2 separate regions of the Homo sapiens genome follow, and region 1 is linked to region 2. Evidence: read pairs that join two places in POLR2A ChIA-PET (ENCODE). Cell type or tissue: GM12878. All regions are shown on one strand. Each heading gives the region's core, and the rest is flanking DNA. Links, peaks and the distances in the headings are about the cores only.

The links. Peaks named below come from ENCODE experiments on the same cell type or tissue, not always from the same donor. Only the 100,000 strongest peaks of a DNase experiment are listed, where the experiment ranks them.
Region 1: POLR2A ChIA-PET joins it to region 2 with 7 read pairs; 2 of 35 experiments call an interaction of 5 or more read pairs at or near these places.

Annotation. Positions count from the first base shown.
Region 1 is chr2:191,664,929-191,670,320 of GRCh38, reverse strand. No RefSeq gene overlaps it. Among named protein-coding and RNA genes, the nearest start is that of NABP1, 11 kb to the left of the region's middle. In GM12878, for the core only: no CTCF peak of the experiment used is centred there; a DNase peak (open chromatin) is centred at 3,370; H3K4me3 peaks cover 115 bases; H3K27ac peaks cover 2,123 bases.
Region 2 is chr2:191,872,835-191,878,226 of GRCh38, reverse strand. The region is part of intron 1 of CAVIN2-AS1 (CAVIN2 and TMEFF2 antisense RNA 1); the gene reads right to left. Among named protein-coding and RNA genes, the nearest start is that of CAVIN2, 28 kb to the right of the region's middle. In GM12878, for the core only: no CTCF peak of the experiment used is centred there; no DNase peak of the experiment used is centred there.

The DNA of each region.
Region 1 (5,392 bases), core at 261-5,260, 210 kb after region 2:
GATAGAGCAAACAGGTCCACTGTCTGGCTGCAGTGGAGCATGAGAGAATGAGATGAGTCAAATATGACCTCCAGATTTTGGGTCTGAGCAACTGGTAAGATGGAGTTGTCATTAACAGAAATGGGGAGGAATACAAGTGGAGCAGTTTAGGGGATGTGGAAAGATCAGGAGGATCATTTTAGACATAAGAAGTGAGATGGGAAGAACACAGCAAGGTGAGTGGTGTGTTGGATGCCAAGTGAATCAAATGTTTCTGGGAAGAGGGGGTGACAGTTGTGTCAAATGCTGCTGATCAAGTGAGATGAAACAGGATTGATTACAGGGTTTAGCAAAAACGAAGATCATTGGTGACTTTGACAATGAAGTTGGTGAAGGATGAAAGACTAAATAAGTTGAGTTCAAGAGAGAACAGAAGTTCATAAATTGGAAATGTGAAAGTAAGTGCATATAGCTCCTCCTAGGAGGTTTTTTGCAAAGGACAGCAGAGAAATGGGCTAATCACTTGAGGGTAAAGTGGGACAAAAGAGATTTTTTTTAATGTAAAAAATAGTAACATGACCCTAGGCTGAATGGCATGATTCAGTAGAGACAGGGAAAAGTCAAATTGCTGAAAACAAATTCTTGCCCTTGAGTAGGTGAGAGATGATGGGAGCTAGGGCTGCTGTGGAGAGGTGGATAGGAGCGTAGAGGGATTTTCTGGAACAGGAGGCTGAGTTGCTATGATGGTAAGAGTGTGTGGAAGGTCTTTTCTGATAGCTACTATTCCCAATGAAATAAACAAGATCATCAGTTTAGAGTGAGAATGGGGAGGAGATGCTGGAAGTTTGAAGTGTAAGAAGAGGTTAGAAATAGTCATTGGGGATGTGGGAGACTGTATTAAATGGGGAAATTTATTACAATTTTAGAAGCCAACTAAAGTTTCACATGAAGGAAGTTAACAGCTAACTTAAAGTTGACCAACGCACATGGTTTTGTATTTTTCTTCAGACACGTTCATCTGTGAGAGTTTAGGCACAGACCAGGCTGAGAGTTGGATTTTACCAGTATCAAGAGTTTTCACAAATGATAGTAATCCTGGTTTTTGCAACATTTGTTGTACACATCTTTCCCACTTGTGATTTGCCTTTTCCTTTTATCTGTATTTTTAGTGTAGAAACTTTGTATATTTATATGGTCAAATTTATTATCTTTTCCTAGGATGTCTTCCATTGCTTTTTTGTTTGAGGAAATCCTTCCTCATGATGAGATGATATAAACTTTTTTCTATACCTTCTTCAATTCTTTATGACTAAATATTTACCTCTTATGTATGCTGTGATGCAAAGCTCTAATAAAATATTCATCAAAAAGTTACTTTATTTGTCCAATGTTATTTATTGAAGAAACAATTTCTCAGATTTATTTTTTAAAATATTGTCTATTTTTTCTATTTTATAAACTCGAGTTCCAGTTTATCACTTTTATCTGATTTATCTGTCTGTTCTTAGTATTTAACATGCTCTAACTATTGTAAATTTATAATTGATAAGGCAAATATCAACCTTCAGACCCCTTTTTTATAAACATTCTTTAATCATTCTTGCTTACCTTATTTTCCTAGACTATTTTGTCATGATTTAAAAACAGACTTTTCTCAGGGTTTGTTTGGAATTGAAAGAAGGGTATGTCCCACTAATTTGGGACATACCAATTTCTTTATAATATTCAAGTTCCCCATTCAAGAACCAAGCTATGATCCTGTATTCCTGTCTTTTAAATTTTACTGGATTGATTACTCATTCACGTTTTTAATATATTTTAAATCCCCTTGAAATCATAGTTTTGCTTTGATTTTCATTTTGCTAGAATGGTGATTCCTCAAGTAAGTTCCCCAGAAAGAAAAGAGGAAGAAGGTACCTTCTGATACTTTACATATGCAAAAATGTCTAACTTGTTTCTCACATATTTGGGGCAGGTATAGAATTTCCACTTGTAGTTTTTTTCTCTTAATATTTATAATTAAATCCAATGGATAGAATATTCCTTGAAACACCAATTTTAGAAGAGATAAAATGAAAGAGGCCGGGCACGGCCACTCACGCCTGTAATCCCAGCACTTTGGGAGGCCGAGGCAGGCAGATCACAAGGTCAGGATTTCAAGACCAGCCTGACCAATACGGTGAAACCCCGTCTCTACTAAAAATACAAAAATTAGCCGGGCGTGATGGCACATGCCTATAGTCCCAGCTACTTGGGAGGCTGAGGCTGAAGAATCATTTGAACCCGGGAGGTGGAGGTTGCAGTGAGCAAAGATCGTGCCACTGCACTCCAGCCTGGGCGACAGAGCAAGACTCCGTGTCAAAAAAGAGAAAGAAAGAAAGAAAGAAAGAAAGAAAGAAAGAAAGAAAGAAAGAAAGAAAGAAAGAAAGAAAGAAAGAAAGAAAGAAAAAGAAACCTAAGTGTCATAAAAGAGAGATTAAGTTAGTGAACTATTAATAGGGAAGTATATGTAATTTTATAAATTAGGTCAATATACTGATAAGGAAACAAGTACATGCAAAAAAAGCTACATAATAATAGTATACGATGATTAGCTTATTATAAAATAAAAAACTATATATCAATTGGTTTTTATTATAGATATATATCTATAGTAAATATAGATATTTACTACCTATAATAAATATAGATATATATGTTACTATAGATGTATAGATTCATTTTCATACTATATATTTATATATAGATGTATTTTCATACTATATATATATCAATATATTAATATATCTATTTTCATACTATATATCTGGAAGAACACACACCAAATAGTAACAAATCACTATGGGGATTAAGATGTGGGAGAGAAAGAACTTTCACTTTTAATTTTATATACTCTGAAATTATTTGAAGTTTTAAAATGATGTTTTATTCATAGGTGTACAGTTTCTTTATAGCCAATGTACACATTTATTTCACCTTTTTATGCCTTTATTTCACTTGACATGGTTGACCACATCCCTTTTGTACAACACTGGATCAGGCATCTCTCCTACGTAGTCCCATAACACACTGTACATATCCCAATTACAGGAATTTTGACTTTAATTTATAATTTCCTCTTTATTTGTGTATTCCAAGGAGACCAAAAAGTCAGGTACTTTTCCTGTTTCTCATTTTATGTTTTACCTTACAAAGTACATATTCAATAACTATTGTTTGAAAGTGTCTGTATGATTTGAAAGGGAATGTGTATAATGTAGCATCTGAAAAATAAAAGAGGCAATGCTCAGAAGGGAGAAAAAGGAAGTGAGCTAGGCAAGATGGAAAGTCCTGAGGGTGAGCTATGCCCATTGGTTGAGCAGCCAAACCACCAAGGGATCGTTTCTTTAACTGCAGCCTAAGTAGGGCAAAAGGAACAAGTGGAGAACAGTGAAAGAAACTGTGCAAGAGCAGTAAGAAGATAACTGGCCTTCTCCATTTAGGGGAATTCCACACCTAAGTGGAAATGTAAATGTCCTTCTCTGGTGACCTCGTAGCTCAGCTATCCCATGTGGGTGGGATAAATAGGAGTAGCGTGGAACCTTTGAAGGGGAAATTGGTAGGCAAATACCACTGCAAAAGCAAGGGAAAGCTGAGTTCTTGCTTATTAAGGTAAAGCCTAAACTATTCAAAAAAGGAAACACCAAGAAGTGTACATCTATATGCAGAGGCTTAAATAAGATGGAAGTTCATTTCTTCCTCATGTTATAGTCCCAAAAAGAGCAATGCAGATTTGCAGGGAGACTATGAAGTCACTCAAGGACTCGAATTCCTTCCATTTTCCACCCACCATTCCCTTAGGTGATATCATTAGTGGGTTGTGGTCACACTCACTGGTTCCCATCTGTGGAAAAGAAAAATAGAGGAACGCCAAGGCAAACAGCTTATTTTTAAAGGTACAAATGACCCAGAAATTGCACATACTGTCAGCTTACATGTTACTTCAGCTCATATCCTATTAGCCAAAACTTAATCGCGTGGTCACATTTAGCTGTGAAAGAGGCTAAAGATGTAGTCTCTAGATGAGTAATCATGTACCTAGAGTAGCCTTTATTTCTATGGGAAAAGGGAAGTATGGATTTTAGAGGAAAACTGTAAGTCTTTGCCATATGAAGAAACCAAATATTGTGTTGTTAACCTAACCGGTAAAACTTGAAAGGCTAATGGCCACCAAATGCTGGTCTAAGACTACTATACATGTACAGTACAAAAACCAAAGACAAGGGAGGAAAGCATGCAGTTTAAAGGTTTGTCCTTTAGTATGAGATAATATTCCTCCTATTTTATGTTAAAATATATTTAATGAGATGGTGATGATGGTAGATAGCATTTCCAATGTCCTTTCTTAAAAAAAAAGTTAAAACAGAGTATTAGCAACAATACATCAGTATACCCATTCCCCAATTTATGTGTGTGTGTGTGTGTGTGTGTTGTTGAGATTTTACTGATTCTTGAAATCTTTATCTGGGAACTAATGCTCCATGTGACAACCAAGCACAGAGGGTCAGCAGAGAAGCCAGTACTATCCTTACTCCTCCTTTAACATCGAAGATGGTATCTCACCTCAAGGATAGGTTTTGTAAACTCTCCTCACTGGACCCACCATCATCTCCTTCTCTATACCCAGTTAGATCCTCCCACCTCTGGACTCCCATGGTATTGTTTACATGGTTGCACCACAGCTGCAAGGTCTCTAAAGGCCTAGACTCTGGAACTAGCATAATGTCATATTTGTCATATTCTGTTGGTCAAAGCCAGTCACCAGCTCAAACCAGATTCAAGGAGATGGTCAGGTAACCTCTGCCTTTAGATGGGAGGAGCAGCAACATCATATTGCAAAGAAGCATGTGGACACAAGGAAGTGTGATTCATTTGGGTTGTGGGAGAAGGAGTCATCACTGTAATGCTTTTCCACAACTGACATTTCCCACATGATAACATTCTATCTTCCAGCCTTCCTGTCATGCCCACAACTTCCTTTAAAACAAAGTGCAGTTCATAGGGTACCTTGCTTTGTACCATATAATTCTGCCTCCTGGCTTCAAGAAGTCAGACTGGAGATAAGTACTTCTATTAGTTAGGATTAGTACTAACTTAAAGTGAGAGAAAACCCCAATTGGCTGGGCATAAATAGAAGTTTATTTCTGGCTCTTGTTAAAGTACAGAGGTAGATTCTAGGGGTTTGGTATTGGCCTCCACATTATCAAGCCTATTCTATCTTGTAGCTCCATTGACTGTACTTTCCATTTCCAAGGTTGCCTCATTATTCAAAATGGCTGCCAAGACTCCAAGCATCATACATCCCATTTCACTCAATAGAAAGGAAAAAGGTAAGGGAAAAGAGAGCCCACTCTAATTTGGGATGTTTCCTGAA
Region 2 (5,392 bases), core at 232-5,231:
ATTTGCTAAGCTGGTGGTTCTATCTGAAACCTCTCTTAAGTACGATGTGTTGATCAAGCCAAAGTGTGCCCTGTAATTTGTTTTACAGATAAGCATCCTCTAAAGTCTATGGTTGAGAATATTCTATTTCCTCGAAACCTATGCCAATTTATTTTCAAAGTGCCAAGTTGGGATGGTATTTGGGTATGCAGGAGGATATATTGCGCAATTGTCATTTAACCATAGATTAAATGTCTGCATAAAAAGGAATGCGTTTTACAATTTTCAAATTGATGAAAGTTTTATGGGGAGATGTAATGAGAATAAGGATGTATTTTATGCAGGGGGGAATGCTATCTGGCAGTAAGAACCAAAGATGAGGATTTAAGAGTCTAGGATTGAATTGGTGGCATCACAAAAGATGTCTTTAGGCATGGATGCTCCAAGGTAGGTCAAAAGAGCATCAACGGAATCATAGATGCTCACTGCTTCCTTTGAAACCTCAAAGACTCCCTGGTTCCCAGGGTATAAGGAGAGGGCAGGATCACCTGTGTGAAGCTGGGCACATTATTGAAAGGAGCACAGCATAGAGCAGAGGTGGCATAACATGATGGTCAGAGGAATGGACTCCCCAGCTCGACTGCCTATGTTTCAATCTGCTTACTAACTGCGTGACCTTGGGGAGAGTATTTAACTTCCTTGTGCCTCAGTTTCTAAGCCATAATGAAATGAAAATAATAATAGTATCTACCCCATAGGGTTGTTACAAGGAGTGAGTAACAGTTGTATAATGCTCAGATCAGTCTCTCATGTAAGTGTGAGCGGTTTGTTTGTTAAGTAAATGAATCAATAATTAAGCAAAGTGGTTTAGATGTACATTCTCTAGACTCAGGTTGCCTAGTTTCAAATTCCAGCTCTCTGCCACTCTACTGGGCAAGTTACTAGTCTTAGGTTACTCACATAATACCATCTACTATTAAATGAGTGGTCTCGGGCAAGTTACTAGCCTATCTGAGCTTGGTTTATTCATATAGCAATATACTTTCTAAAGTTGATATATGTTAGTTTCCTACCCCATACTAGTCTTATCATTAAATTTGATAAGTATGCCATCAACTGACTGGAAAACCTTTAAGTGAGAAAAGGGCAAAGAAAGAAAACAAGACAAACACCCTTTAACATTGCACCAGAAGTATTCTTCCAGGTTAGCATCCACACATAAATCAACCCTCCCTGGGCACAGTCGTTCATCAATTATGACTTCACTTCACAGTGCTGTCATGCAGCCCATATTTGACTATTTAGTCTACAAAAATAATATCTTTTTACTGCATGTTTTTTAGTACACAGTACACAATGATAACACATTCCATTTATATAGCACATTAATGTTTTGTAAAGCCTTTCACATCCATTATTTTATTTAACTAGACATACTGTAAGAGGCTCATTTGTCTTTGAAGAAGCAGCATTGAGGAGGAAAATTCCAAATTTAATTTAAAACCATGTTTTTACTGCTACCAGGAGTTATCATTGAAAATAGTACTTCCATCAATGGTTCTTTTTCAGTGGCAGATGGTAGTCACTGCATCTCTGGATGTTCGCTGCAGTGGACAAAGCCATCCCAACATTAAAATAATTCTTCATGTACTCCCCTTTCCTCTTTTCTGTTTCCATCTAATCTCATATCATCATATCACCCACTATTTTGAAAACATCTCTACTTAAAGGAAAAGTAAAATGTTTTCACAGATGTATTCAGAGTCTCTGCTCATCTACCACTATGGTGAATTTGTCTATAACTCCCTTTCCTTGAGCCCAATACCTGCAGATGAGGTGTGTGCTGCACTCCAACACTTGGTCAGTGTACAGCCTAAGCATTAGTATTACCTCAGTGTTCCTCCTCTTCAGCCCATGATCCCTTTGCCCAGGATTTCCTTGTTTTATTTATTACCTGGACTTCTTTTTTACTTAACAAAAAAGTATTTTATCTCCTACTTTCAAAAGGAATCTGAGGTGTCCTAAAAACACATGAGCAAATCGGGGGTGTAAAGAGAGAAATAAGAAATGGCCTCCCCAGCTCTCCCTCTCACTGTCCTCAGCTTTACCATTGTCGTTCCCATCCATGCTCCACACTCAGACAGAGGTCACTTCATTCCAATAATCACAGTTTTATATCACTCTGTCAAGTGAATGTAAACTTTGGTTGCAGCCAACAGAGTCTTCTAAGGACTAATTTTTTTTTCTACTTTTCCTAACCCAGAATTCTCCATTTAAGGCCCTTGTAGGTCTCTGGAGACCTCATGTGCCTGGTTCTTCCTTTCCTGCCCTCATAACTTTCCCAAGAAGTTTATTTTATTTATTTCACAACATTTATATCAAGGTCTTAGTCTGCTCAGTCACTGTGCCTACTACATACACATGTCCTGTTACATACATCCACATTACATACATGTAATGCATGTGTGCATTACACGATGAGCTCATTTAATCCTCAGAACAATGCTTATGGGTGCTATTACCCACTTCACAAATGAGAAACTAAAATAGAGAGAGGTAAAGTGATTTCCACAATTTCAAGCTGAGTGGCAGAGCCAGGATGGGCCTCTGACAACCTGAGTCTACAGTCCTGCTCTTTACCTTGCCTCCACCCTGCCTCTCTGCTTCAACCACATGGAACAGCTGCTTTCTCAGGAGCACCTAGCGCCCAACTTACTCCTCAACGTGAGGATCATGACCCAACCTCTCCACAAAGCCACTGCAATGGCGTCACTCATTCTCTACCTGGCAGGGGAATTATCTAAATCATCATCACCCTCAAAATGTTGTGGAAATATATTAGTTTCAAAGACCCGTTCCTTGTGATGCTTCTTGATCTGTCTGAAGACCCCTATGGCTCCCCAAGGTCAGAGTACATGCTACTCTTATATTCCAAGCATCCTGTAAGCTGTCGTGTTCCTCCAACACTGGCTTCAATAGTTGGTGACCCACTAGGATTTTTTTGAAAATAATAACTTGAATTTATTGAGAATGAGTTTCATAGACCCAAGTATTTCTGCATTCAGCCTAGAAAGTAATTTTTGCATTGATCCTCATGAACAACATCTGAACTTAGAGATGTGAATGTATTGCCTAGCTTTGGAAGGAAATAGAAATGAAATTGAAATAAAACTACAAACCAGACTTAAAACAAAAAAAGGCATTTCTGAGTTTCTTCTTTTAGAGGAGAAAAAGCATAAGCCTAGTAGGAAAATAATGAGAGAGACAATTTAAAAAGAAATAAAAATGCACATCTCTACTTAGTAAACATCTCCTTTTCTTCCAATAATATATAATATTAATAGTAAAACTCTAGAAAATATTGAACATTTACATAGACCTTCTGTTTCACCAGACTTTTTCATCTCCAGACTTTTGTATTGTTTTTATTATTTCATATGACCTAATAAATTACCAGTAATGTACTGACTTAAAATATTTATTATCCGGAGTACCACATGATCAGTGAAGGATGGCAAATTTCTGTCAAAATAACTCACCCCCATTGATTTTGTATGAAATCGGGCTTTGCCTTTTATTATCTGGCTGAAGGAAAAAAAAAATAGTAACGAGTTCAATCCTTTCTTATTTTTCTATTTCTCCCCATCAACACCACTGCCAAAGAGTGTAAAATGTTTCTTAAATCCTCCCTACCTTTGCCAGTATCACACACACAAAAATGCATTATGCTATTTGAAGAGCAATTTTCTTCTCTAAATGGGTAGCAACTGAATATTAAAGCAGGTTACTTTACACTGGAAGAATACGATTTTTTTTACTTCCCCAAAATTCAACATATTAAAAATGTTTAAACTTGAAACTGACCAAAAAAAAATCATAATATGTTTTGACACTTAAATAGTTGGTTACCTTTTGGAAGATATTTTTTGTTATGGTTCCGGAGCATATGTTGGAGTTACAGTAAGTATTGTTATTTTATTTATTCCTATCAATACATGAAATTAAGTATTTTGAATATATCTATGCTAGTCCCTAATAGATGAGCATAAAGATGTAGCCTGTATCCAAAGCAAGATTGTCACTCACTAATAAATTTCTGAGGGGAAAGAAGAATATACTTCAAACACTAGGTTTTATAGACACCCTACAATGTATAACATTAGTGAATGACCAAGAAACCACCACAAACAATTGAGCAAGGTAGAGCTCACTCACTGTTGGGGAAATTGGCTGTCAAGGTGCCCTTAGAAGCATAGATTTTAAAAACTAAATATTAAAAAAAAATATGTGAAAATGTAGTAAATATTTAACCCCTGAGTGGGCAAGAATTTCTTTCTTTTTTTTTTTTTTTTTTTGAGATGAAGTATTGCTCTCCCAGGCCAGAGTGCAATGGCGTGATCTCAGGCCACTGCAACCTCTGCCTCAAGAGATTCTCCTGCCTCAGCCTCCTAAGTAGCTGGGATTACAGGCACCTGCCACCATGGTGGACAAGAATTTCTAAGCAGTAGAAGAAAGCATATGAATAATGGTTAATTATTTTACTAGATAATTTTTTTTTTGAGATGGGGTCTCACCATATTGCCCAGGCTGGTTTTGGACTCCTGAACTCAAGTGATCCTCCCACCTTGGCCTCCCAAATTATTAGGTCTACAGGTATGAGCCACCATGCCTGGCCAATTTTCAAGTTCAAAACACCAAAAAATAACATTAGTATAATTTAATAATAAATAATATATTGGAGAAATAGCGCACAAAATTCTAGTACACAAAATGTTACATGTAATGTTATCGGAAAGCTTTCCCTTATTAAGAAAAATACTAAAACATTACCAGAAGATGTGCAAAGAACATGAACAGATATTTTACACAACAACAAATACAAGTGACCAACTAACAGAAGAAAATATTTTCTCCTCACTAATAATCTAAGAAATCATAAGTTGAAAAAATATATTTTAAAAAATATCTATTGAAAGTTTTTTTAATTAAAATATTCAATTGTGATGAAAATGTTGGGGAAAAAAGTGGTCATAAATATTGTGCCATGTGTATAACTGATGTGATCTTTCTTGAAAGTGATCAGGCAATAAAGATAAAGAACTTATAATAAAATTAGACACTTAACCCAATAATTCTTCCCATAGGAATCTAACCAAAGGCACTAAGAAGCATTTATGTACCAGAATATTCATCATAATAGTATTTGGTAGCAAATTTTCTAACACTGAAAAAATTGTTTTGAAAATGGTTATATTCACGATAGAATATTATGCAATTATTTTTAAAATCACAAATGAGACAAGTAATGTTTTCAAATTTCAAAATCATGACTTGAAGCAATGTTTTTAGTATGTAAAAAAACAAAACTATCATGATACTACATAGTACATCACATAATCTCAGTTATGTATAT